2 separate regions of the Mus musculus genome follow, and region 2 is linked to region 1. Evidence: chromatin loops called from intact Hi-C (ENCODE). Cell type or tissue: heart. All regions are shown on one strand. Links, peaks and the distances in the headings refer to the core of each region. The heading gives the core; the rest is flanking DNA.

Region 1 (2,807 bases), core at 137-2,636:
CCTAAAATCAGACAGCAGTAAACCCAGACATACTGGGGAAGGAGTTTAACAGTAGCAATATGGGATTGCCCTAACAACAAGCTATGATGAAAGGTGTTTCAAACTTCCTAGCCAGCATGGTGGCATCTGCCTGTGAGGCTTCGAAGATCATGAGTTGGTGATCAGCTGGAGCTACAGTGAGACCTCTCATGAAAGAAGGGAGGACTGGGAGACATGCACACGACAGTTAAGTGTTCTGGAATTTTCCATCTAAAATGTTCAGGCTGGGGTTGCCCAAGGAAGTGTAACTGCAGGAAACGGGGAGGGGTACTAATCAGGCTTATGACCCACTGGGGCCGTGTACTCATAGAACACAAGAAAGAAATACAGGGAGCCAGGCATGGCGGTGCAAGCCTTTAATCCTAGAATTTGGGAGGCAGAGGTAGGCATATCTCTGTGTTCCAGGACAGCCAGGGATACAAAGAGAAACCCTGTCTCACACTACCACCACCATGACCACCACTACCCCCAGAAAAAGAAAAAGAAAGGAAGGAAGGAGAGAAAGGAGAGGAAGAAAGAAGAGAAAGACAAGAAGAGAAAAGAGAAAAGAGAAGAGAGAAGAGAAAAGAAAAGAAAAGAAAAGAAAAGAAAAGAAAAGAAAAGAAAAGAAGAGAAAAGAAAAAAGAGAAGGAGGAAGAAAGAAAGAGAAAGGAACGGACAGGGCACAGAGGAATAAGCCAGCCATGGTAGTTTATAGTTTACACTTGCAATCCTAGAACTTACAAGGCTGAGGCATACATGAGTGTGTGGAAGGCCAGCCTGGGCTATAGAGTGAAACTGTATCAGAAAAACCAAACCAAACTAAACAAGACAATATATAGTATGCTGTCATTCAAAAAGTAGATCATGAGTGGAGAGGGGAACTGCAGTCAGGATGTAATAATATATAAGAGAATAAATAAGAGAATAATTTTCTTATAACTTTTTTTTTCTTTTTGGTTTTTCCAGACAGGGTTTCTCTGTATAGCCCTGGCTGTCCTGGAACTCACTTTGCAGACCAGGCTGGCCTCAAACTTCAGAAATCCGCCTGCCTCTTCCTCCTGAGTGCTGAAATTAAAGGCGTGCGCCACCACGCCCAGCTGAGAATAATTTTTTTTAATGTATCATGATGGGCACATTGGATAATAACTCTAATCACAGTATCACTGAAGTAAGAGGTCTCAAGGCATTCACGGTCAGCTTGTCTCTCTGAAATAGAAAAGGAGGACAGGGCTCACACAGAGAGGATGCTGCAGTAGTTAAAACTGCTGTGGGAAACCTACCAGAAGTGGGGTCCCAGCACTCACAAGCCAAGACTCCCACACATGACTGTAACCCCAACTCTGAGGTGCGTGAGGCAAGAGGATGGCTAGGGCTTGCTCCATCCCAGCCTAGCTAAGACACATATTCAGGGAGAGACCGTGACTCAAAGGAATTACACACAGTGGAGAGACAGGTGCTTGATGCCACCTTCTGGCCTCCCTGTGCACACACATACACACTCACCTATGTGCGCATACATTCACACAGATAAGTACAGAAAGATCAGCATGTGCTAGTGCACATCTTTAACGCCAGCATGTGGGATGAAGGAGAGAGAAGAGCTCTTAGAGCCAGACGCCAGCCTACAGTGAGACTCCAGAGCAACACAGACCCTATCCCAAATCTTTTTAAACAGAAGATTGCCTAGCATATAAATAAAGTAGGGGAGGCAGAGGCAGGTAGATCTCAGAGTTTGAGGCCAGAATGGTCTACGGAACAAGTTCAGGACAGCCAAGGCTCCACAGAGAAATCCTGTCTCAAAAACAAAATTGAACCAAAACTTAGAAGAATGGTTGTGACCAAGGACCTGATTTTCTACTTTCCTCTACGGAGCCTTCACATCATCCCCTAAGGCAAGTGGGCCTGAAGTCCTCACTCCAACTGTTCCCCTGGCCTCTATGTGCAGCCCTCTTTGCCCTCCTCACTGGGGGCCTCCTTGGCCCCACTTCCCTGCTCTTGAAAACCAACTCTCCACTCTGCATCCTTTCTGGGCTGCGTCTCCCTAAATAAACCAAACCCTTGCTTCCGGAGACACCACCCTACATCACCTCGTCTCTGCCTCATGTAATGTGCTGCGTGGCCACTAAAACTACAAGTTTCAGACACAGGAGAGAGGCTCCTAAATCCTTGAAGTGCTGGAACTTTTCTTGTGTTATTTCTGGCTTCATCGACACAGTGTACAGTGCCTAGCCCGATTTGTAGGAGCCAGTATTAGGATCAGGCTGTCTTGAAATTCAAATTAACAGTCAGTCTCCCTGTCCCGTAGTTCTCAGGGGTCATTCTGCCCATTCACTTACCCAACAAATATTCGGTTAGCACAATGCCATCTGCTTTCAGGAAGCATTTGCTCCAGGAAGCAGATCCAGGGGAAGACAAAGCAAGTAAGCAGACAGAACCACAAACTCCACAGAGACGCAGTGCTTCACCTCTCAGAGGGAACGTGGGCATCTTTCCTTCAAGGCTATAACTGATTAGGAAACAGGTCCCGTCCTAGACTGTACTATGTGAGATCCATGGACGGGCTGAGTCCAAATTAGTATGTGGGATACTTGGTCATCACTGCCTTCACTATGAGCCCTCTTTCAGAAGTCCCCACAAGGAAAGAACAAGACTCCATCAGGGAGCAGTCCTCCCGGACCCAGCAACTTCCAAACGAATCCCTTATTTCTAGCTAAAAAATAATCCGCGCCCCTCTACGCCCTGGGGGGCAGGAATGAGCGCGCAAAGAACTGGGACCCCCGCCCACA
Region 2 (2,807 bases), core at 120-2,619, 150 kb after region 1:
TCCAAACCGTCTTTGATGATTAATCCACTCCAAACCCAAGTTAACTGTGTAAGGTTTATCTGTGTGTTACCTAATCTGGACTATTTGGTAGAGTGTTTGCTGACTGGTTCTATCATCAGCAGTGTATAAACCGGGCATGGTGGCACACACCACTCAGGGAAATCTCTCTTTTGCATAAGTCCAGATTTCTAGACTCAGTTCAAGAGTTTCATTTTCTCCCTTCTCCATTTCCTGCTACTCAATTCAGAAAGCCAGAGAAATCAGAAGTCCAAGAATTATTCTTGGCCAGCCTGGATTACATAAAGCCTTTCTCAACAAATAAAACAAGCCAGGCATGGTGGCATTTAATCCCCACGGGCAGGTGGATTTCTGTGTATTCTCGGCCAGCCTAGTGTGAATTATTGGACAGTCAGGACTCCATAGAGAAACCCTGTCTCAAAATGCACCCCCCCCAATAAACAAACAAAGAACCAAAACCAAAGTTAAGTCTTCAGAGCGAGGCCAACCTGGGCTCCCAATCTGGTCACCCTTTGTTCTCCTCGAGCTTCATTACTTTCCATTTATCAAGCCATACTAATATTATCGCTAAAGGATTGTGGGATTAGATGTCAAACTTCGACCAGGTAAAAAGTTTGCTGACTGATAATAATAGCATTACTAACTGTCACATTTTACTGAATGCTGTTAACAGTGTGGTTAGCATTTATACTGCCAGAGAGAAAGGGGGAAAAGGGTGTGTGTGTGTGTGTGTGTGTGTGAACAGCCTGGACAGAGTACAGCTTTCCCATCAGGTTTATGGACGATATTCCCTGGCATATACCGTGCACTTTGGTCGGGACACATCCAGGCTGTTTATAAAAGAGCACTGACAAAAGTAAATAAAACTTCATCAGCACGTGCAGTCCGTACCTAAAGGTGAAAGGAAAACTCCTTCGCATTGGCCTCTCCTGGTGTGACGTTGGGGCCACTCCAAGGGCGGGCCAATGGGCTTCCGTGGGGAGGACCCAATGGCTCCCACTTTCTCTTCTCAACCAAAGTTAGGGGTTTGCCCCTTGCCCAGTTAAAGGTCCCCAGTTAGACACAGCGTCTCTCTTCTAAAACACACACACACACACACGCTCTCATCAGCACACGATTTTTGAGTCGTGTGTATGGGAATGAGAAGAGCTAAGTTCTAGGTCAGCCTCGGTGTCACTTTGGAGTCTGATGTTCCGTTATCCTCACTTCCCATTATGAAACCCTCTGCCTTGGGACAGGAAGGTGCCTCGGATTTAGCCGACGTGGCGGGCGCCCATAGCCCGCAAGTAAGTGGAAACAAGACCCATCTCTGTCACCACCCCAGGGTCGAGTGGCTCTGACCCAGACCCCGACGCGGGGGAGGACTAGAGACCTGCAGTGGCGTGGGTCTTCGCCTCGTAAGGGAAGGGGCTACGGTCCGCAGCCCTGCTGGGACGCGTCCAGGCCGGGGTGAGGAGGCCCCAGAGCCTGGACCCACCCCGCCAGCGCAGCTCCGGGAGCGGGTTCAGTCCCCGCCAGCGCAGCTCCGGGAGCGGGTTCAGTTCCGTCTCCCGCGCCGCACTCTCAAGCCAAGCGCCCTGCCGGACCATTACCACCCCACACCGTGCCGAAGCTCACCTCGCCACTAGTCCTGGTACCCACTCTGTCACCGCCACCTGCCAGGACCCCGCGGAAGTAGAGGACAAGGCTTCGCTTCCGGAAATAACCTGGGCCTAGGGGCCGACTACGATCAGCTCCCGCAACCATAGAGGAGAGACCTCTTTATGCTCTCAACCCCGTGCGACCTCCGGCTGCCTAGAGCGGCTGCTCTAGGGGCATGCGGGCGCATGCGCACCAACGCGACCCGCCCCTTCCTTTTCGTCCGAGCCAAGCACAGAAGTCACCGCCCCAGGTCTGGAGGTTCCAGCTGGATTGCGTTCCCGTATTTAGCTAGCTTTATTCAGCCATCAAAGTCTCCCACAGTGCCCGAATGCATCGTAATAGATCTTAACTTCACATTTATGAAGAAAACCACAGAAGCAGTCCTTAAAGTTTTATTTATAGAGTCGGAATTTGGGGTAAAATGGCGTTATCACATTTACTCCGCAGCTACCCACCTTGATCTAGATCTGTTGAGAACTCAATGGTACTATGTTTTCAATCTATGACGTTGTGAGACCATGCTTGGCAGGATGATCTTTGTGAGTTCGAAGCCAGTCTAGTCTACGGAGTGAATTCCAAGACAGTCAAAGCTACATAGTGAAACTTAACCAAAGAAAGAAAAAGTTCCTGTTTCTCAGTTCTGATTTAATAAACTGTTTGCAACCCCATTCACATGTACGTGCCCTCGTTCCTTCCCTTTCATTGTATCTTTATAAAAACGTGTTAATAGCCAACTCGGGTTTTGTTTGTTTGTTTGTTTGTTTGTTTGTTTTCGAGACAGGGTTTCTCTGTATAGCCCTGGCTGTCCTGGAACTCACTTTGTAGACCAGGCTGGCCTCAAACTCAGAAATCCACTTGCCTCTGCCTCCCAAGTGCTGGGATTAAAGGCATGCGCCACCAGACCCGGCAATAGCCAACTCTTTAAACAACTCTTTAAACTCTTATCTCCTATAAGCCAGCAGAGGCTGCTCTCTCAAAACCCGATTTAGGAGGAGACAGTCAGTTAGCCTAGGTGTACCCCCCAAATACAGCTTGCTTTAATTGGACAATCATTGATTTGATCTTTCAAAATTTTAACATCTCTACGTTGTTGGAGATGGGGCTGGGAATGAAGCTCAGTTGGTACACTGCTTGACTAACATACCAAG

What was found. Peaks named below come from ENCODE experiments on the same cell type or tissue, not always from the same donor. Only the 100,000 strongest peaks of a DNase experiment are listed, where the experiment ranks them.
Region 2: a loop joins it to region 1, with 3 times the contacts of the local background. A loop is called at or near these places in 4 of 42 quality-filtered maps.

What each region holds. Positions count from the first base shown.
Region 1 is chr16:13,819,648-13,822,454 of GRCm38, reverse strand. All of the region lies in intron 1 of Ntan1 (N-terminal Asn amidase), which reads right to left. Among named protein-coding and RNA genes, the nearest start is that of Ntan1, 1.8 kb to the right of the region's middle. In heart, for the core only: a CTCF peak has its summit at 1,463 (motif pointing left); a DNase peak (open chromatin) is centred at 2,066; H3K4me3 peaks cover 946 bases; H3K27ac peaks cover 679 bases.
Region 2 is chr16:13,670,907-13,673,713 of GRCm38, reverse strand. It overlaps Bfar (bifunctional apoptosis regulator), which reads right to left and starts at 1,856. Exons shown (of 8, transcript NM_025976.5): 1 at 1,636-1,856. In heart, for the core only: a CTCF peak has its summit at 1,673; DNase peaks (open chromatin) are centred at 983 and 1,853; H3K4me3 peaks cover 1,953 bases; H3K27ac peaks cover 1,622 bases.